Regions from separate parts of the Homo sapiens genome. Here region 2 is linked to region 1. A link is an interaction called in ENCODE POLR2A ChIA-PET data of the cell type or tissue named here. Cell type or tissue: GM12878. All regions are shown on one strand. Each heading gives the region's core, and the rest is flanking DNA. Links, peaks and the distances in the headings are about the cores only. Region 1 overlaps BCKDHB (branched chain keto acid dehydrogenase E1 subunit beta). Region 2 has its middle 6.4 kb from the start of BCKDHB.

Evidence for each region. ChIA-PET counts read pairs that join two places held together with the same protein. Peaks named below come from ENCODE experiments on the same cell type or tissue, not always from the same donor. Only the 100,000 strongest peaks of a DNase experiment are listed, where the experiment ranks them.
Region 2: POLR2A ChIA-PET joins it to region 1 with 8 read pairs; 3 of 35 experiments call an interaction of 5 or more read pairs at or near these places.

Annotation. Positions count from the first base shown.
Region 1 is chr6:80,205,652-80,216,649 of GRCh38, reverse strand. All of the region lies in intron 8 of BCKDHB (branched chain keto acid dehydrogenase E1 subunit beta), which reads right to left. Among named protein-coding and RNA genes, the nearest start is that of BCKDHB, 100 kb to the right of the region's middle. RefSeq lists a silencer at 4,364-4,558. In GM12878, for the core only: no CTCF peak of the experiment used is centred there; a DNase peak (open chromatin) is centred at 5,817.
Region 2 is chr6:80,094,773-80,105,770 of GRCh38, reverse strand. No RefSeq gene overlaps it. Among named protein-coding and RNA genes, the nearest start is that of BCKDHB, 6.4 kb to the left of the region's middle. In GM12878, for the core only: no CTCF peak of the experiment used is centred there; no DNase peak of the experiment used is centred there.

The DNA of each region.
Region 1 (10,998 bases), core at 4,184-8,183:
TAACGGATTTCTTTCTTTTCACTGCTATTCGTAACAGTGAAAGCAAACAGTTTAAACAAAATGAAAACTTGAGTCAAACTCAAATAATTTAAGTGTATAAGAGGACACCAAAAACACATCAGGTGGGATGTGAAATGGAACAATATAATTATATAATTTAATCTTGCTTTCTCCAGTTCCATGTGGAAGGAAAAAAAATGCTAAATGAAAGAAAATATGGTAGTGTGATTTACAAGGTGTATACAGGTCACATTTGCCCACCTGTAAAACACATATCTTTATATTATAAAGGTGGGCAAATGTGAAAGAAAATTCCTGACATATGATAAAATATGTTCTAAGCTGACATTTAGAAGCATTTGATCAGCAAAACTCTCAAGTGACAATTTTTATTATCCAGCAACCTGGGTTGAAGCCAGTGCTGTCCCCCACTGGCTGTAAGCTGCTCCACCTTCCCCAAACCTCAGTTTTCTTCCCTATAAAATAATGACACTGATGTCTAATTAGAAGAACTGTTTGAATACAAAAGGAAACATGCATAACATATGTAGTTTTAACTTTTTTAATTTACCATTTACCAGGAACTAAGTCCTATTATGTAAGATACATTGGCCGGGCACGGTGGCTCACGTCTGTAATCCCAGCACTTTGGGAGGCCGAGGTAGGCGGATCACGAGGTCAGGAGATCAAGACCATCCTGGCCAACATGGTGAAACCCTGTCTGTACTAAAATACAAAAAATTAGACGGGCATGGTGGTGCACGCCTGTAGTTCCAGCTACTCAGGAGGCTGAGGCAGGAGAATGGCTTGAACCCCAGAGGCGGAGATTGCAGTGTGGAGATCGTGCCACTGCACTCCAGACTGGTGGCACGGCGAGACTCCGTCTCAAAAAAACAAAAAGTATATATATATAACATTAGGTCAGAACCCATAGTTATTATTTTAATCTTCTTTAAAATGTACCTAAAATGTAAATCATAATAAAAATAGACCCCATGGCATGACTGATAATCTCAGTGTATTTTCTTCCTAGAGGATTTACCAGTTCTTTAATTTCTTTCACTGAAAAACCAAATGCCACGTTATTTTTCAGATGGTTCAACAAATATTTACTGAGCATCTACTATATTCTAAACTCTTCAGGACTCTTGCAGATATAGCAATGAACATAATACACAAAATTCCCTGCCCTCATGGGACTTAAAGGAAGTGGCCAAGGGCTGTCAGGCAGGACAATCAATGTAGTAGCCACATCCCAATATAGCATCCAACAGCCTAGAACTTGTTCCAATTAGTACAACAACTAACTAGTTGTGATCATGACAAAGAAAATCCTACAGGAAGAATGACTTGGCAGGAGGGACCAACTTTCAAATTGTCAGCCATCCTGTTTTGGAACAGAGAAACAAACTATTCTCATCTGAGAGGAGGGCACCGCCCTACCTGTTTTCTCTGCAAGGTCAAACCATATCCAAAATAATTCCAAACTCACACAAAATGAGACCATTTTTCCCTATGCCTAAGGAAAAGCATTTAAGTCTAACAGATCTTTGAATCATTTCTTAGTTTTTTTTTATATTAGAGGCTTATTATAAGCATGAAAGAAATACACATAATTTTTAACATATGACTTAAAATGACTTTATTATAGTCTACCCTCAGAAATATAAACTACTCTCAACAATTAAACACAACATGTAACAAGAATAATTTTAAACCCATATATCCTTGTACGGTCAAGAAGACATATAATTTTACCTAGCAATAGTCTTTGATTACATTTTTAACTAAAGGTTTAGAGAAAAAGAAGAGAGAAAATAATTCTAATTTGTTGTTTTCAATTCACGAGATCATCAGTTATTCTGATATATAAGCTAAACCATTTAGGTTACATTATAATAATGCCCTAGAATAAAACTACTGTCATACTATTTATTCAGAATTATAACATATGTTTAATTTACAATGGCAGAGCCAGGCCCCGCTGTGGAAACCTAGTGGTATTAACCATGAAACTTGGCCTAAGAGAGGCCTCTAGTGGTTATAGGTAGTTACTAGCTCCCTTTCCATCCCAACCCCTCAACTGTTTGAGAATGTTCTTGATTTCATTAACTCACTTTCTGTCCCCCTCTGCTCCCCTCAAACAGACACAGCCTCAAACAAAATAGCTAGTATTCAGTCACGGAATTATTCACTTAAGTTCAAGTAACCAATTTTTAAAATGTATATTTTAACTGGCAATACTTAAATATTAGAGATTCTCTATAGACAAATTCTTCAACTTCTCCATAAAACCAGTTTAAAGCTATTCAGTCTAACAAATCAGAATTAAATTTCCAATTTAATCTATGGGTCTTCAGAACATCTTCTGCACCATTCACAAATACTTGGTGATTAACACCCAGGTGCAAATGCAAAGAGTAAACAAACTTGGTCCTTCATCCAATTACTAAGGTTTGACTCCTTCCCCATTCCAGCTCTACAATTTCCCTTTCCTTTTTTGCTGAAGACCTCTGCTCCCTGATCGTCTCCATTCCCACTAACTCTGCCAGCCTTAGTGCCTGTCCTGCTATTATCCAGTTCCCCCAGTGAAGTCTTCTATAGCAAGAATGGAAATAATTGGGGTGAAAGGATGGGAGGAAAGAATGCTAAATCTAAGAACACTGAGCCCTCCCTCCCAGCTACTGTCACTCCCTCATGCCACAGCTGAATTACTTCTAGCTCCTTTCCCCTAAGGCCTTATCCTGCTCCTATGATAGACTACCCCTAAAATATCTTGAGACTAGAGATGCCCAATATGTACCCAAAGAACAACTATTCATTTCTATGAGTATGTCTTCATCTTCTACTACATAACCTATGTTTAAAAGAGAAAAGAAAGGGAAAGCAGGAAAAAGAGCTGGAGAGAAAAATGGAGGGAACAGAAATGAAGATATTTTCTCTATCATTTTCTAATTTTGTTAAAATTAAAAAAAAAAAAACAAAAAAAAACACTTCCCAAGAACTTCAAAAAGGTAGGAGATTGCTTTGGGCAGAGAGTGAGGGGGAGGGAAGACTGGGAGACAGTATCTTGTAACAGGGTGTATTTGAACAGAGAAGAACCCTCATCTAAAGCAGTGCACAGTGGCTGTGATGGCTACGAAATTCAGGACAGACCCAGTTTTAAAAGCTGCTATACAAATAGTAACTCCCATCTATTCAGAAAATGTAATTATCCATAAAACTCATGTCTTAGAAATTAAGAATAACTGAAGTTTACTGTACAGTCAATTTCACTTTGCCTTTCAAAGTAGATAAATTGTTCCTATTCTAATAAGAATTCAAATAAATAATTTCTATATGCCATTATGAAACATAGACAACCATTAAGAAAAGTCAAATGCAAGGTCAAAGCAAAACTTAAAACTTTTAAATAAATATTTCAATTTAGAATAAACTAATGTATTTATTCATAGAATACTGTTCTAAAGTTACTTTTTAAACTTTTTTATGAGCACCAAGAAGAAGCACCAAATTGAAAACATTTTAATATTACAACAGTTTTCATAGCATTGTTAAACTTTCTCTTGCTAATATTTATTACTTTTCAGCAAGTATTTATTGAGCACCAATCCTATCACAGTCATTGTTGCAGGTACTGGGAATTTTTGAACCAAAAGACAAAAATTTCTGCTGTCACAGAACTTGGAAGAAAGATCAACAATGTAAATAACAAGAGTACGTAACATTTTAGCTCATGCTAATCACTACAGAGAAGAGGAAAGAAGGAAAAGGTGAAAGGAAGTCTTGATAGGATTCAGTATCACATAAGCTGGTCAAGGAAGGCCTTAATGGTATTTGAGTAGTGCCTAACAGAATGATGTTGCAGGAAGTCAGGGAACCCGAATGGAGGGGCCAGCTGGAGCTGTGGCACAGGAACATAAATTGTGAAGATTTCATGGACATTTATCAGTTCCCAAATAATACTTTTATAATTTCTTACACCTGTCTTTACTTTAATCTCTTAATCCTGTTATCTTCGTAAACTGAGGATATATGTCACCTCAGGACCACTCTGATAATTATGTTAACTGTATAAATTGATTGTAAAACATGTGTGTTTGAACAATATGAAATCAGGGCACCTGAAAAGGAACAGAATAACAGTGATTTTTAGGGAACAAGGGAAGACAACCATAAGGTCTGACCACCTGCGGGGTCGGGCAAAAAGAGCCACATTTTTCTTCTTGCAGAGAGCCTATAAATGGACATGCAAGTAGGAGAGATATCGCTAAATTCTTTTAAGGAATATTAATATTAATACCCTGGGAAAGGAATGCATTCCTGGGGGAAGGTCTAAAACAGCCACTCTGGGAATGTCTGTCTTATGCAGTTGAGATAAGGACTGAGATACGCCCTGGTCTCCTGCAGTACCCTCAGGCTTATCAGGGTGGGGAAAAACTCCGCCCTGGTAAATTTGTGGTCAGACCGGTTCTCTGCTCTTGAACCCCGTTTTCTGTTGTTTAAGATGCTTATCAAGACAACAGGTGCACTGCTGAACATAGACCCTTATCAGTAGTTCTGCTTTTGCCCTTTGCCTTGTGATCTTTGTTGGACCCTTGTCAGTGGTTCTGCTTTTTCCCTTTGTCCTGTTCCCTCAGAAGCATGTGCTCTTTGTTAGACCCTTATTAGTAGTTCTGCTTTTTGCCTTTTGAAGCATGTGATCTTTGTATCTACTCCCTGTTTTACACCCCCTCCCCTTTTGAAGCCCTTAATAAATAAAAAACTTGCTGATTTGAGGCTCAGGTGGGCATCACAGTCCTACTGATATGTGATGTCACCCCCGGTGGCCCAGCTGTAAAAGTCCTCTCTTTGTACTCTTTCTCTTTATTTCTCAGCCAGCCAACACTTATGGAAAATAGAAAGAATCTATGTTGAAATGTTGGGGGCAGGTTCCCCTGATAGAATAACAGAGTGAATGAAGGGGCTTGCTGGAGAAAGAACATTTTCTAAAGGGTGGATGGGTGGTAGGAGGTGGAAAGCGATGAAATCAGGTAAATTCTTGTAGGCCATGGTAAGGAATTTGACTTCTCTCTCAATGGGAAATCACTGAGGCTTTTTGAAACTAGAAGGAACATGATATGACTCAGATTAAAAGTATCAACTCTGCCTATGGCAAGGAAAGGTCAGAAGCGCAAGACAGTTGTTAGGTGGCTATGGCCAAAACCCAGGAGAGAAATGCTAGTAGTCTGCAGCAGGATCAAGCAGTGGTCAGATTTTGGACATATTATGTAGGCAAAGCCAGCAGGATATGCTTTGGAATTTAATCTGGGAGGCAGGACACACCAGAAAAAGATAAATTAAAAAGACTGTACGGTATAAAGGCAAATTCTTATACATTTTAATAATTAGCATAATTTAATCTTCAGGTAAAGTTTAAACATGTCAGAATTATAAGTGTCAGTTTTTTCTTCTCTATAGATATGTGAAAATCACCTAGACCTTGTAAATGATTGTGCTTCAGTTCTTTTTTTGCAGTGTTGTTATGTAGTTGATTCTAGATTAAATGACAACGATGCTTGAGAATCTGAGTTTCTTTCAAAGCCTTTTGTTTATTCTCCTGCCAAAATCAAGTTCTTATTTTTGAAGGCACCTTCTCTGAATTTCTCCTTATTTAAGAAAAATCTTCCTTTCAAGCTTGACAGCACCTCAACAGCTATTCGGCCTGGCCACTGTTTTGTTAACACGGCAGCTCACTTTTTAACTCATTTTGAATGTGGTCTGCATGTCAGCAGGAAAGTCCATTAAAGCCCATAACCCTAACCACTGTTCTTACTCCTGGGAAGGCTTGAGAGAGAACAGCCCTACTTATGAGCTCCTGTTTCACATCAGCATGACAGCTGAGCTGAGTTGCAGGGAGAAACTGAACGAAGGGTGTGGACAGAGCTGCATGATAAAAGGAAAATCTTCCTGGCTAAGGACACCAAGGCTCTCTCTCCCTGAGTCCATAAAAGGGCTCACTACAATGTGAAGTAAAGGAAATGAATTAAACAGAAGATAGTGCTTCTTTTTATTTCTTTTTTAAAAATTTTGTTCAAGTTTAACATATATACAAAAAAGGTGCACCAAATGAGTGTTCGGCTCAGTTTTCAAAAATTTAACCTGAATAATCAGCACTCAGAACAAGAAACTGTTACCAGCAACTCATAGCCCTTACACACTCTTCCAATTATTAACCACTCTCATGATAATCACTAGCCTGACTTCTAACATCATCAATTAGTTTTGTCTATTTTTTACCTCTATATAAAATAAATCATTCAGTATGTACTTACTTGAGTCTGGCTTCTTTGTGTTTATGAGATGAATATACATTATTCCATTACATTTTTAGTTCATTTATTCTCATCGCTGAACAATATTATACTTATTATTGATCCATTCTCTAGTTGATGAGTACTTCGGCAGTTTACAGTGTGGGGCTACTAGAAGTAATGTTCCTATGAACGCTTCTGGTTTTTTTTTTTTTTTTTTTGTATATTTCTTCACATATACACATACAGGATTGGAATTGCTAGGTTATAGGGTTCAGGTAGATACTGCCAAACAATTTTCCAAAATGGTTGTACAAATTTATGTTACCAACAATAGTCTATGAGAGTTGAATTGCTCCACATTATTGCCAACACTTAGTGTACCTTTTCAAGACTGTTACCCATATTTCTATTGGATATTGGTCTTTTCTTTTTGATTGTGTAAGTACTTTATATTTCCAGATATAAGTTTCCTTGAGTTTCTCCAAATCTGTAATTACCTGTTTACTCTCTTATTGGCACCCTTTTGATGAATAAATTTTCTTAAATGTAATGAAGCACAATGTTATCAGCCCTTTTTTAACGTTAGTGTTTTATTAGTGCACAAGATCACATGAACATATTCACCTATGCTTTCTCCCAAGAGCATTATTTTTTCCTTTCACAATTAGATCTGCAACTCAGCTGTAACTGATGCTTGTGTGGTAAGAGTTAATATAATTATTTTTCATAGTACCCAAATGAATCAACATCCTCTATTGAGAAAACTACCTCTTCCTCTCAAAATTGCAAAGTCACCTTTGTCCTGAATCAGATAACCAGCAGGTCTGTTTCTAGACTCTTATTTTATTCCATTGGTCTATTTGTGTATTTTTATACCTATATAATGTTATAATTACTACAGCACTAATAACACATCTCAACATTTGATAATTAAGTCCTCCAGTTTTGTTCTTCTTCAAGATTGCTCTGGCTCTTCTTGGCCTTACAATCCACTAACATGCTATATGCTTCAGTTTATGGGCCTTTAATTTTCCTAAATAATATTCTGTGATTTTCTGTGTAAAGTTCTGACATACGTATCACGAAATTTTTCCCTAGACAGTCCTAATATCAAGAGGAAAGCTGTCAAAATTTCACTAGGAATTATAATTTTTGCTGCAGGCATTTTGCAACTAATCTTCACCAGAGTAAGATAATTATCTTCCATTTCTAGGTTGCTATGAAATTTTAATCATGAATAAATATTGAATTTTAATAAATACTTCTCTTGCACTACCAAGGTAGTCAGGTTTTTCTTCCTGTTTTCTGTTAACATGAGGAATTGTATCAACTGCTTTGTGAATATTTATGAACATTATGTGCTCTACATTTATTTTAAAAGCTGTCTATAATTTTCCTTTCTTATACTGTCCTAAATACGTTTGATATTAAGATTATGCTGGCCTTATAAAAAGAATTTGAAAGTTTTCTCTTTGATTCCACTCTCCGTAAGGGTTTGCATAAGGACTACATTTTAGAGAATTCACCAATAAAGCCATTTAGGCCTGGGGTTTTCTCTGTATGAGAGTTAATAACATTAAATTTAATTTTTTAATAGATCATGACTATTCAGATTTTCTAATTCCTCTTGTATCAATGTTGAATGACTTATATTTTTCCAGAAAATTGTCAACTTTACTCAAAACTTATTTGTAAAATTATTCATAACATCCTCTTTGTCTTACCATTGTCTGTGGGCTCTTCATCATACAAACAAATATTTGTCCTTTGTTTCTACCCTATTTTTTCCATTAGTTAAAAGTTTATCAATTACATTAATCTCTTCAAAGATCTAAATTTTACTTTATTAAATTTCTCTACAGATTCAATTTCAGTAATTTCTGCTCTTAATTACTTCATTTCTTCTACTTTCTCTAGGTTTGATTTTCTTTCTGGAGATGGAAATTCAGATCATTAATTTTTTTAATTCTTATTCCTATTTCCTAAATTTATATATTTACAGCTATAAAGTTTCCTCTGAGCATGGCTTAAGCTGGTTCTTGAAACTTTTGATATATTCTATCTTCATTAACATTCAGTCCAGTTTCTTTTCTAATTTTTGAGTTTCTTCTGTAATCCACGGTTATTTAGAGTAAGGTACTTAATTTGTAGGAAGTCGAGGCTTTTCTAGTTGTCCTTTTCTTTCACTTGATTTCTAACTGAATTCCACTATTGTTAGAGAACATAATCTCAATGACTCCAAGCTTTTGGAATTTTTTAAGGTTATATTTATGCCCCAGCATTTGGCCAATTTTGACAAATGCTACATATTCTATTGATAGTTTGGTGCACAATTAGGACAACTTTACAAATTGCTTTGTTCAGATCTTCTATACACTTCACGAGATTTTGTCTGCTTGATTAAGCAAGATTTAAGAGGGATGTCTTAAAGTCTCCTGCTGTAACTGTGAATATGTTCATACCTCTTCTGAGTTCTGTGTTTTCTTTGTTTAGTTTATGGCTTTATTTATTTTCAAACTATGTTATTAAGGATGAAATAGACTTAGGATTATGATATATTTAAGGTGGACTGGTCCCTTTGGCATAATGAAATGCTCCTTTTCACTTCTAGTAGTCCTTTTTGCCTTAATGCTTTATTTGAAATTAGTGTATCTACACCAGCTTTCTTTTTCCATCCTTTCATTTTCAACATTTTGATGTCCTTATATTTAAAGTATGCCTTTTTTAAGCTACACATGGTGGTGGTAGTTGTTTTTCATGAAGTCTGAGGATCTTAGACTTTTACTAGGTTTATTTAATCTTTTTGTATTTAATTTAATTACTTCTATATTTGGGTTTATATCATCTTATCATCTGTTATCTATTGACCCATCCATTTTTCATACTTATTTATTTTGGATTAACCAAATATTTTTATTAATTTATAGTTCTCTTATTAACTTGCTAGATATGCATTCATTCCCTGTTATTTCAGTTGTTACACTGGAGATTATAACTTGTATCCTTGATTATAACCTAACCAGAACATTACACTTCATAATAATCCTAGAACAACAGAATATTTTAACTCCATGTAAGACCCCCTAGCTTTTGTGTTTTTATTGTCTTACATTTCAATTCCATATATTTAACTTAAACTTCACTAAACTTAAACTTTCACAGAAAATTATGACTACTGTTTCGGATAATCAATACTAAGCTATAGTGTATGCTCTCCTCCATATTTTCTTTTAGAATCATTTTCCTTCTGCCAAAGGGAGCTCCCTTGCAGTACCTTCTTTTAGTGAGAGCCTGCTAGTGATAAATTCTCTCAATATCTGTTTGCCTAAACTATTTTTATTTCATCTTAATTTTTAAAAGATATTTTCACTGAATATAGAATTGTAGGCTAGCACAGTCAGCAATTTAAGATGTTATGCCATTGTGCATACAGGTGTGGTTTTCTTTGAATATAATCTTAAAAGTTAACAAAGCTTGTGTAATGATGTTCTGAAATCTTCATGAGAATTTTTTTTTAGATACTGTTAGAGATTTTCTCTCTCTTCTTTTTCTGGAATTCAAATTGTATATAAGACAGATCTTTTGACCAGATCCCAAATGTGTTTTATCCTCTTTTCTGACTTGTGCTTCAATTTGGACATTTTCTATTAACTAGCCTTCCAGTTCATTATTGCTATCATCTACTGAGTCCGATATGTTATAAGCCTATTCATTGAGTTCTTATTGTCAGATATATATTTCTCTGATGGCTCCACAAAGTTTACTTGATCCATATACATACATGTACACACACACACACACACACACACACAAACTTTCTAGGGTAATTCTCCACCCTCTTACCTCTTTTGTTCCTTATTTTCTCTATGTTCCTAAGCATAACAATCAAGATGTTCTTGTCTGCTAACTCCAATATCTGGATCAGCTGTGCTTCTGCTTTTTATTGTTTCTTTCCCCTTTGTTATTGATCAAATACTCCTGTCTCTTCATCTACTTAGTTTTTTATTGAATGCTGGTTTATAGAAGTTCCAGATAATGAGAGGATTGACTCCTTGGCTCTGCTGCGCAGATAGAGTAAAAGTACATAATTCAATAAAAAATTCAAAGGGGTAGAGGCTGTATTGTGGGTTTGAGATGACCTGGTCTACATCTGGTTTGCCTCTAATTGTAAGACCTAACTCTCCATGGCTTTCAATTGAGAGTATGATGGGTCTTTGTCACTTCATTACCAAGTGATAGCTTCACTTTCCAGATATTTTCTACTTACCTTTCACCATTCACACCTTTAGAATTTGGCAAATAAAAGGTCAAGTATGTGTTTAAATCCCCTCAAAATTTCAATTTTGTCACTACAGCCCCACAAAATATGAGTTCTATATACCTGGATTCTACACACCTGGTTGAGACCAAATAGCAAGTGTAGCCAACTAAAAAGCAGCTATAGGTCATCGGTGTCAACATGCCACTCATTTCAGGGCTTTGAACTCACACAGCTGATTCTCTTAAGCCAATCCACCTACACACACACACACACACACACACACACACACACACACACACACCCATGGCACAGGGTAGGTCTCTGTCTCTTAAGCACTTCAAAACTCAAGAATTTTCTACTGTGCTTTTCAGAAGTCTCCAGCTTAGCTTTTTAATATCAAGTTCAGAATTGAGTGGAAAAACTAGCTGTGGTTTCTAGGAC
Region 2 (10,998 bases), core at 3,079-7,078, 110 kb after region 1:
CCCAAAACAGAATTTGAAGAAGAAAGTGGGAGTGGAGGAAAAGAACATTCCTCTTCCATTATGCCTTGCCTCTTAACCCATCTTTGGTTTTGCACAGGGGCAAGGGAGGAGAGGGTAGAAATGGGGCAAAAGGAGAGGCAGAGAAATGTGTTTTCTGACTGAGATTAAGAAACAGCAATTGAAAACTGCCAAAGGGAGAACCAGAATTATGTCTCCATTTTTCCTACCCCCACACTAAGTCCAAAAATTCAACATTGGGGAAATTTTTTATCTTGGCTTTTGTTAGTGTTCATTTCTGCTGTTTTAATAGTGTGGGGTAGAGTGTTTTGCATGTGCATGAAGGGTATTTTTGTTTTAATGAAGGAAGGGGTAACAAAATGAAATTACATTTACATAGTCAAATTTGGGTTTAAACTAAGGAGAGTAAAGAACAAGGATAAAAATGAATAGAGCTTTTTTTCTATTTGTTGATAGTTTAGGGAGCTGGGGGTACTGAGATTATTTAGGTCGGGGAGAAAAAGAGAAAAATAATAACTGATGAGAATTTTATTGAACCTCTGCTACGTACAACCCAATGACAAGCCACCATTGAGACAAATAAGATCAAGGCATAGTTTTACTTCTAAAATGTCCAAGGTGGTAGAGAAAAGAGACAGATTAGGCAACTACAATCCAATGTGATAGGAGTCCTAGAATAGTGCAAACAAAGTGAAACACAAAAAGAGCAATAAACTCTTATTTGAAAGTCAAGTGTTTCCAGATATAACTCTGAGCTAGACCTAAAAGATGACTAGAAGTTACCAGGCAGACTAGGGAGAAAATGGCATTCCAAACTAAGAAGAAACCTGTATAAAGGCTGATAGGCATGAAGAGCACAGTGCATTCCAGGAAGAGAAAATAGCTTGGTGCTTCTAGATTCAGGGTGTAGGGAATGATACAGGGTTAACAGAAAAAGTAGGAAAAACAGATTAAAGGGAGATTTTGAAGGTCTAAGAGGTTTGAACTTTCAACTACATGCAGCCAGGAAAAACAAACAGAGCACCTGCCAGATTCACCTGTTTTGCAAACTGATTTTTTAAATTTTCCCCATCTCTACCACACCATTTGCCTGGTAACCATGAAAATGTCTATGTTATTACAGTGGGACTTTCCTCCATTCCCCTTGCCCTGGCCACATTTACTCAATTTGGGAAACTGTCCTTTTCTGGGAATTTTGGAAGTGTAGTTTAGAAAGAAAGATCAGATTATCTTTAAATGCCACTAGGAACTGCAAAAAATGGGAGTTTTCAGTAATTTCGTGAACCAGAAAAGGTGAAGAGTGTGATTATATTTGAGTTCCTGATTCCATTTATTCCCAAGGCCTAACTGCTTTCTGGTCCTGGGGTTCTATGAGACATCACCGTATCCTTAAAATGTATTCCCCTCTTTGTTTAAGCTATTTCCAATTGCAGAACCCATGACTATGGAGTTGGAATACAAAGCAAAGTTGCTCTTCACCCTTCAGAATGACTCTTGCATCACTTGCTCTCACTGAGCTTCACTACCTGTGCAACTTGTACCTGTTTAGTCTCAGCTTGCTTTTAGACGACCATTTTATATAGCAAGATGATAGTTTTGCAGTATTACATCCTGGCATCTGCCTCCTTTCAAACTCAAACAGAGGTATCATGGAGGCAGAAAAAAAAGAAATCAAATTATTGCTTTTGAATTTTAAAATAGATTTTAAACTTGATAGCAGAGACAATAATTTGAGAGAAAAGTTTGAATTCTACAGACTGGTTTCTGAGTATTAAACCTCAAAAACCTGAATGAGTTAGGAAACAAAGCTTAGGGCTAAAAGAAAAGATTGTAAATCACATACCAGTATAAGAGATGGTTTGTCTCACCTTCCATGGAGGTACAGCTATAGATTAGAAAGACCTGTAGGTATCCTCCTTTGTAGATGAACCTAGAAAAGTATCACTAAATCCTCAGGCTACCCAGCATGTCATGGCATTTGAAACAGCAGGATGCTTCTCCCATGTGGCCAAGAGAGATGCAGCTATGGCAACAAGATCCAGGGAACTTGAGGAGACCCAGCAATCAGAATGATAAGGACTTGTGTCTAGAATATACTGATTGAAAGTCTTAAACGCAACAATAGAAAAGAAAAATTACCCAATTAGAAAATGGGCAAAGAATTCTCATTCATTGATTGTGGCAATGCAAAATGGTATAGCCACTTTGCAACACAGTTTAGTTTTTTATAAAACTAACATATTCTCACCATGAAATCCAGCAGTAGTGCTGCTTGGTATTTGCCCAAATAAGCTAAAAATGTATGTCCACATTAAAACCTGTGCAGAATATTTACAGCAGCTTTATTCATAATTGCCCAAACTTGGAAGCAACCAAATAAACTTAATGGAATATTATTCAGCACTAAAAAGAAATATTAAGCTGGGTGTGGTGGCTCATGCCTGTAATCCCAGCACTTTGGGAGGCCGAGGCGGGCGGATCACCTGAGGTCAGGAATTTGAGACTAGCCTGGTCAACATGGTGAAACCCCGTCTCTACTAAAAATACAAAAATTAGCTGGGCGTGGTGGTGTGCACCTGTAGTCCCAGCTATTCAGGAGGCTGAGGCAGGAGAATCGCTTGAACCCAGAAGGCAGAGGTTGCAGTGGGCCCAGATCACGCAACTGTGCTCCAGCCTGGGCAACAGAGTGAGACTCTCAAAAAAAAGAAAAAAAAGAAAAAAAAATATTTAACCATCAGAAGACATGGAAGAAGTTTAAATTTATATGACTAAGTGAAAGAAGCCAATCTAAAAAGGCTACATACTATATGAATCCATCTATATGACATTCTGGAAAAGGCAAAATTATGGAGAGAATAAAAGAGATGAGGGGTTGCAAGGGTTGGGAGCAGGAAGGGATAAATGGAAAATCACAGAGGATTCTTAGGGTAGGAAAAATATTCTGTATGATATTATAATGGTGGACATATAAATATGTCATTATACATTCGTCCAAATGCATAGAACGTACACCACCAAGAGTGAACCCTAATGTAAACTATGGGCTTTGGTTGACAACTGTGTGTTAATGTAGGTTCCTTGATGGTGACAAATGTGCCACTGCAGTGCAAATGTTGATGATTAAGGAAGCTCTGTATTTGGGGAAAGCATATGGACATTCTCTGTACCCTCCTCTCAAATTTTTTGTGAACCTAACACTGCTCTAAAAAACATAGCCTATTTAAAGAAATGGACAAAGGATTTGAATGACATTTCTCCAAAGAAGATATGCAAGTGGCCAATGAACATAAGAAAAGATTCTCAACATCAATAGTCATTAAAGAAATACAAATCAAAACCACAATGAGATACCACTTCATATCCACTAGGATGATTAAAATAAAAAGAAATCTATAACATGTGTTGGTGAGGCTGTATAGCAACTGGAACCATTGTGCATCACTGGTGGGACTGTAAAATGATGCAGCTGCTATGGAAAACAGTTCCGCAAAATGTTAAACACAGTTATCTTTTTAATTTTGTTCTTCTATTTCTCTTCCTTTTTTGTTTTTTTAAACATAATTATCTTATGACCCAGCAATTCCACTCCTAAGTATATAACAAAGAAAAATGAAAAGGTGTATTCACCAAAGCTAGTACACAAATATTCGTAGCTGCACTATTCATAATAGCAAAAAAGTGGAAACAATCCAAATACCCATGAAATGATGAATGGTTAAACAAAACTGATATATCTGTAAATAGAATATTATCTGTCAATAAAGAGTAATTAAGTAGTGTTACATGGATGAACTTTGAAAACATTACGCTAAGTGAAAGAAGCCAGTTTAAAATACTATATATTATACAATTACATTTATAAAAAGTCCAGAATAGACAAATCAACAGAGACAGGAGGTAGGGAATGACTGCTAATGGATATAAAGTTTGTTTATTTATTTATTTATTTATTTATTTATTTATTTATTTTGAGACGGAGTCTCGCTCTGTCGCCCAGGCTGGAGTGCAGTGGCGGGATCTCGGCTCACTGCAAGCTCCGCCTCCCGGGTTCACGCCATTCTCCTGCCTCAGCCTCCCAAGTAGCTGGGACTACAGGCGCCCGCCACTACGCCCGGCTAATTTTTTGTATTTTTAGTAGAGACGGGGTTTCACCGTTTTAGCCGGGATGGTCTCGATCTCCTGACCTCGTGATCCGCCCGCCTCCGCCTCCCAAAGTGCTGGGATTACAGGCGTGAGCCACCGCGCCCGGCCTAAAGTTTATTTTTTGAGTGATGAAAATGTTCTAAAATTAAGTAATGTTGATGGTTGCACAACTTTGCTCTATGCTAAAAACCAGTGAATTGTACATTAAAAGGATGAATTTCATGATATGTAAATTATATATCAGTAGCACTATTATTTAAAAATTAAATTACAGAAAAATAAAGTTATATTTGCCCATCTAAATATGTTGATGAAGAGATTCATTCCCCCTACAGCATGTTTAACATCCAGTGTATTAGTTCACAGACTCTGTTCATATGAAATCGGTTTCAACTAAGGACTCGGGATAATGGAAAAGCTCCCTGATTTTCCTTACTTCACTGAATTACTAAGTGGAATGATCCTGTTGGAATCAAAAGAAAGTCCAGAATATACTCAAAGCCAATGTATTTGTTTCCTAGGGATGCTGTCACAAAGCAGCACAAACTGGTTGCAGGAACGTATTGTCTGCGATTCTGATCAAGTCCAAGATCAAGGTGTCAGTGGGACCATGCGCCCTCTGAAACCTGTAGGAAAATTCTTCTTTTCCCTTTTGTTGGTTCTCTGGAATTCTTTGTCATCCCTTGGCTTGCAGTTGCATAAATCCAGTATGTGCGTTTGTTACCACATGCCGTCTCCATATCTTTGCACAGCTATCGTTTTATAAGGACACCAGTCATATTGGATTAGAAGCCCACACTGCTCCAATCTAACCTCATCTTAACTTAATCAATTACATCTGCCATGACCCTATTTCCAAATAAGCTTAAATTCTGAGGGCCAGGGGTTAGGTACTGGGTTTGGGGGTAGGGGAGTGTCAAGCTCAACATATCTTTCAGGGGACAGGGGCATAACAGTCAGAGACTTGGTTGCAGGAACAGAAGCTAACTGGATGAATGCTTTTGATAAACTATGGATGCTTTTGATAAACTATTAGGAGGATGTTTACATGGTTAAAGAGTTTTTATAAAGTGTTTTGTGGATTTCTTCAAATATGACCTAAAGTCATTTGGAGAAGGGTTAAAAATCTAGAGATATTTGGTCTAGATAAGATTTTAAAAGTGATGTATTAACTCTCCCTCAAAGTTTGATGGGCTCCCTTGTAGAGGGGTTAAATTTACTATTTAGCTCCGGAGGGAAGAATAAGAAACAGGAAGAAGCAAATTCTAGTGTAATATAAAGAGCTTCTTATTAAGTAGACTGTCATGGGAAGTAATGAATTCTCTATTACTGAAATAGTCAAGCACGAAATGGATGAACACTATTGAGGGAGCCTCTTGGGAGGATTTATGCTTCATTTACAGGTGGTTTAGCGTACTTCTAATTTTAAGAATTCTGATTCTACTATTCACTAGTGTGTACTGAGAGCCTTGCATGTGCCAGAGACAGTGTTTCAATCAACATTATTTTAAGCCAACCCCTGGTCTAAGCCAGCTGTCCCATCCAGCATGTGAGTTATTCCTTCTTCCCCTTCCTCGGCATCTTGGCAACTTCTCTCTGGCTTCTTATCTCCTGCAGGGGCTTGAGATGCACTGTGATCAGTCTTCCAAGCACTTTGAACCATGCTATGTAGACAGAAGCCGTGTAAGCCAGTCACTGAAGAAAGGGCATCAAAAAGTGACATTATTGGAAGTTTGGGCTCAGCCCAGGGGAAGGATTTAGATACAATCAATGGCTCAGAAAACGGCTACAAATGTTAATATCTGCCTGTATGTATAACAGTGTTTTAGAGAGAGCTACTCATCTGTAAAAATACATACCAGCCCGGCAGTAGTGATTTTTTAAAACTTCCCCAGGTAATTTATGAGTACTGCTAGGTTTCTCAAAGCTTAATTAAAACTATGGCTTACATAATTGTGAATATTGGGACAAAAGAAATTTGAGACCCATATCTTACCTTACCTCCATCACAAACTTTATTGGGAACACCAGGTGGTGACCAGTGTGGAAAAAGAGAGAAGAGCAAAGGGGCAGACAGGCAGTGGTCACCACCAAAGACCCTTGACAATTTGATTTCCTCACCATGTAAAGCCACTCCTAAACACAGGTAAAATAGAAGTCAGCCTATGTCACATGATGCACACATTTAACCTACCCAAATTCACATGAGACTTTAAGTAGAGCAATTGATTCTTTCCTTTTTTTTTTCAAACAGTGTAAGCCCTGGACCAGTGGTGCTCCGCCTTGACTTCACGTTAGGATCACCTAGGGAGCTTTCAAACATGCTAATATCCAGACCCCATGTGGAAAACAGTGTTGATACAAATGTTTCTATTCCCTCTGCTTTTAGGAACTCAGGTAGATTGAACTTCCCTAGCCACCTGAAATCAGGCATAGCAATGTGTCTTGATTTGCCAGTCAATGAATTTGACCACAAGTACAGACGGGCATTCTTGGGTGGAAGAATTTAGCACCTGGTAGCCATTTCTCTAGTTCTCTTCCTGTGCCTCATCAGGTAGTAACATTTCAGAAACTAGAGCATCCATAAGCTGTTACTGGAATGACACTACATGGAGAATCACCTGTCCTTCTTCCATACTTGTTTCACCTGGAGCATGACTGAGAAACAATTTAACAGTGTATATTTTTATCTTTTAAAAATAGAACATGGCTTCTAATCACAAACCTACTTTACATGGTGTTCAGCTATTCTAACATATCCTAACTCTTCAGGAAACATTCTCAGTAATATAGTTACTAAAAGTGCATTTTTCTACAACATGATGCATAAATGTAGCTACACATTATTATTGTGGATTTAAACTGTTGTCAACTGTAATTTTAGCTAGTCACAAGTTTTATCTTGCACTTAGGTTTTGGAATCTAAACACTTAAAACTGATGCAACTCTCCTCTACTGAAGAAACACCAAAATCTTTTCTATGCACATTTTAATCTCTTAAAACAACTTGATGACAAGGTCTTGCTACAGTCACTTTACAGATGAGAAAACAGGATCAAAGAGATTAAACTGACTAAGCTGAGTTTAAGCAGTTTAAAGTTTTCCAGTCTGTATTTTTCATATTTCAAAATGTGTGGTCTTATGCTGTGTTTCTCAAATTTATTTCTCAGAGTAATCCCTGAGAAACTTGTTCAAATTTTAGATTCTCTAGGCCCCACGCTGAGAAATTCTTATTCAGTAGGCCTAGGGTAGACTATCTGCATTTCTAATAAGCTTTCCCCCATCCAGTGTCTTTGATACAAATAGTCCACATATCACACAAACCCTATAAACAACAAACAGCCTTTATATACACTGTGTTCTCTGTCCAGAAAAGAACAGCTACCACCTTTCCCCACTCACTCTTTTATTAAGTAGGGTTATTAGGTCACAACTACTGAAATCACTTCTTGCTAACTTACACAGAATTATGATTACTTTTCAAAATACAGGATGGCCCACAAAAATTGAAGAAAAAAAGCAGCCTCAGAAAGAACAGAAACCAGGATGGCCCCAGAGATTCAGGTAACAGGAGTTAATTTAGAAATGTGTGAGAATATTAAAACTCATAGGATGAATTGGCTCCAATGTCTTTATGTGATTCTGCTCAAGATTCAGTTTTTAGGAGAGAGAATCTGACTAGCTTAGATTAGTTCATTACTATCCCTTGACTAAGGAACAGTAGGGTATCCTACTGACCAAGACTATATACAAAGTAAAAAAGATTTCCCAGACATAACTCAAGGGACTGCTACCAACCAAAGGGAGAATTGATGCTTGGAAGCCAAAAAAAGACCTAATGACTATATAGTTATCCTGCCCAGGAAGTACCCATGTGGTCCCTCTAGTCATTAAAAAAAAGAAAAGAAAAAAACCCACTATGAAAGTACTTCCTCTGAATTCTTCAACATAGACTGGAAAATTGCCACTAGAAGACTACTTAAATATACTTAGGAATTTCTGTAGAAAATGGTGGTAAAGTTGAATATTCTTATATCCTCTCTTTTAAAAAGAAAGAGTAAAGGGGAGCAAATTAAACACACACATTTTACATATACAGCATAGTTAGGACAGAGACATCTACAAACTAAAAATTTATGGGAAAATGAAAAATAAACAGACAACATTTGGCTCACACAGGTAGAGGGAGTCTAGAGAAAGCTTTATTTGGAGCAGAAAGATCATCTGAATAGTCCTAAATCTACAAAAGAAGCTAAATTTATACCTTAAAATGTCCCAACAAACAAAACTTCAAGCCCAGATTGCTTCGTTGGTGAATTCTACCAAACATTTAAGTAAGAAATAATGCCAATTATATAAAAAAATCTTCCAATATATAGAAGAGAGGGTAATATTTTCCAACTCATTTTATGATAATATTAACCTAATATTAAAATCAGATAAAGACACTATAAGAAAAGAAAACTACAAATATTCCTCATGAGGATAGATGCAAAAATCTTTAAAAAAGCAAATATAATAAAGCAATATATAAAAATAACAGTATAACAAGGCCAAATGGACATAAGAATTCATAGGAATGTAAGGTTGATTTAACATTTGAAAATCAAGCAATGCAATTCACCATATCAACAGACTGAAAAAGGAAAAAGTAATCATTTTAACAGAGGTAAATGGAAAAAGTAATCATTTTAACAGAGGTAAAAAAAGAACATAGACAATAAAAAGCAGAGATTGTTAAACTGGATGAAAAATCAAGATCCAAATAAATGCTGTCTACAGAAGACACACTTTAGATTCAAATACTTAAACGTAAAAGAATAGAAAGATATATCTTGCAAGCACCAGCCATGAGAAAGGTAGAGAGGCTATACTAATATTAGAAAAAAATAGACTTTAAAACAAAAATACGGTTTCTACAGATAAAGAAGGATACTTTTATGAAGACAAAAGGGTCAATTCATAAGGAAAATATAAGCAATTTTAAACATATATGCACCTAACAACAGAGTACCAACATACACGGAGCAAAAACTGACAGAAATGATGGGAGAAATGGACAATTCTACAACAATGGTTGGAACTACAATAACTCACTTTAATAGTGGGTAGAACAACGAGGCAGAAAATCAGCAAGGAAATGGAAGACTTAAACACACTGTAAACCAACTAGACCTAACAGGTATTTATAGAACACTCCACCTAAAAACACCAGACTATATGTTTTTCTCAGGTGTATATAGAACCTTCTCCAAGATACAGTATGTGTTAGGCCATAAAGTAAACCTCAATACATTTAAAATAATAGAAAGAGTTATGCATGGTGGTGTCCACCTATAGCCTTAGCTACTCAAGAGGCTGAGACAAGAGAATCACTTGAGCCCAGGATTTCAGGCTGTAGTACACTATGATTACACCTGTAAATAGCCACTGCACTCCAGCCTGTGCAATATTGTGAGACCCCATCTCTAAAACAAAAAGGAAAAAGAGAATAGAAATAATGCAAAGTATGTCCTCTGACCACAATGGAATAAAGAATTAAATTACAAATCAAATGGGTCAAAAAATAAATCAAAGGGAAATGATATGGTTTGGGTCTGTGTCCCAGCCCAAGTCTCTTGTCAAATTGTAATCCCAAATATTGGAGGTGGGGCCTGGTGGGAGGTGATTGGATTGTGGGGGCAGATTTCCCCCCATGGTGCTGTTCTTTCACGACAGTGAGTTATCACAAGATCTGGTTGTTTAAAAAGTGTGTAGCACCTCCCCCCATCTCTCTTCCTCCTGCTCTAGCCACATAAGATGTGCTGGCTTCCCTTCACCTTCTGCCATGATTGCAAGTTTCTTGAGGCCTCCCCGGCCATGCTTCCTGTACAGCCCGCAGAACTGTGAGCCAATTAAACCTCTTTTCTTTATGAATTACCCAGTCTCAGGTATTTCTTCATAAGAGTGTGACAACAGACTGATACAAGAAATTAGAAAATACTTACAGATGGATAAAAATGAAGATACAACATATTAAAACATATGTAACTAAAGTAGTGCTTAGAGGAAAATTTACAACTGTAAATGCCTGATTTAAAAAGAAGTAAGATCTCAAACCAATAACCCAAATTCCTGGCCTAAGACACCGGGGGGAAAAAAGAATAAACTAAGTCTAAAGCAATCAGAAGGAAGGAAACAAGAGCTAGGTTTTTTGAAAACATCAAAAAAAATCGACAAACTTTAAGCTAGATTGACCAAGAGAAAAAGAGAAGAATCAAATTACCAGACCAGAAATGAAAGAAAGGAAATGATTTTTAGATGAAAGGAGTGAAAAGGATCAAAAGCCATAAGTAGGTGAGGAAATATAAAAGGTATCATCTTTTTTCATGTCTTAATTCCATTAAAAGACAAATGAGTATTTAAAGTAAAAACTATAGGTGGATGTGGTGGTTCACTCTTATGATCCTAGTGCTTTGGGAGACTGAGGTGGAAGGTTTGCTTAAGCCCAGGAGTTCAAGACCAGCCTGGGCAACATAGCAAGACCCCATCTTTAAACAAAAATAAAAAAATAAAATAAATGAAGTAAAAATTATAACACTGTGTTGTGGGGTTTGTAATGTATTTACATGTAAAATATAAGACAATAATAGGATAAAGGGTGGAGTATAAATGGAATTATACTCTCCAAGGTTCTTACAGTTTGCATGAAGTAATATGATATTAAATCTAAGTAGAAGTGATACGTTAAGAATGAGACCCCTAGAGCAATAATTCCTTACAATTCCTACAGCAACCACTAAAAAGTCTTTCAAAGAGATATAACTAAAAGATATAACAAAAAGATAAAACTTAAAA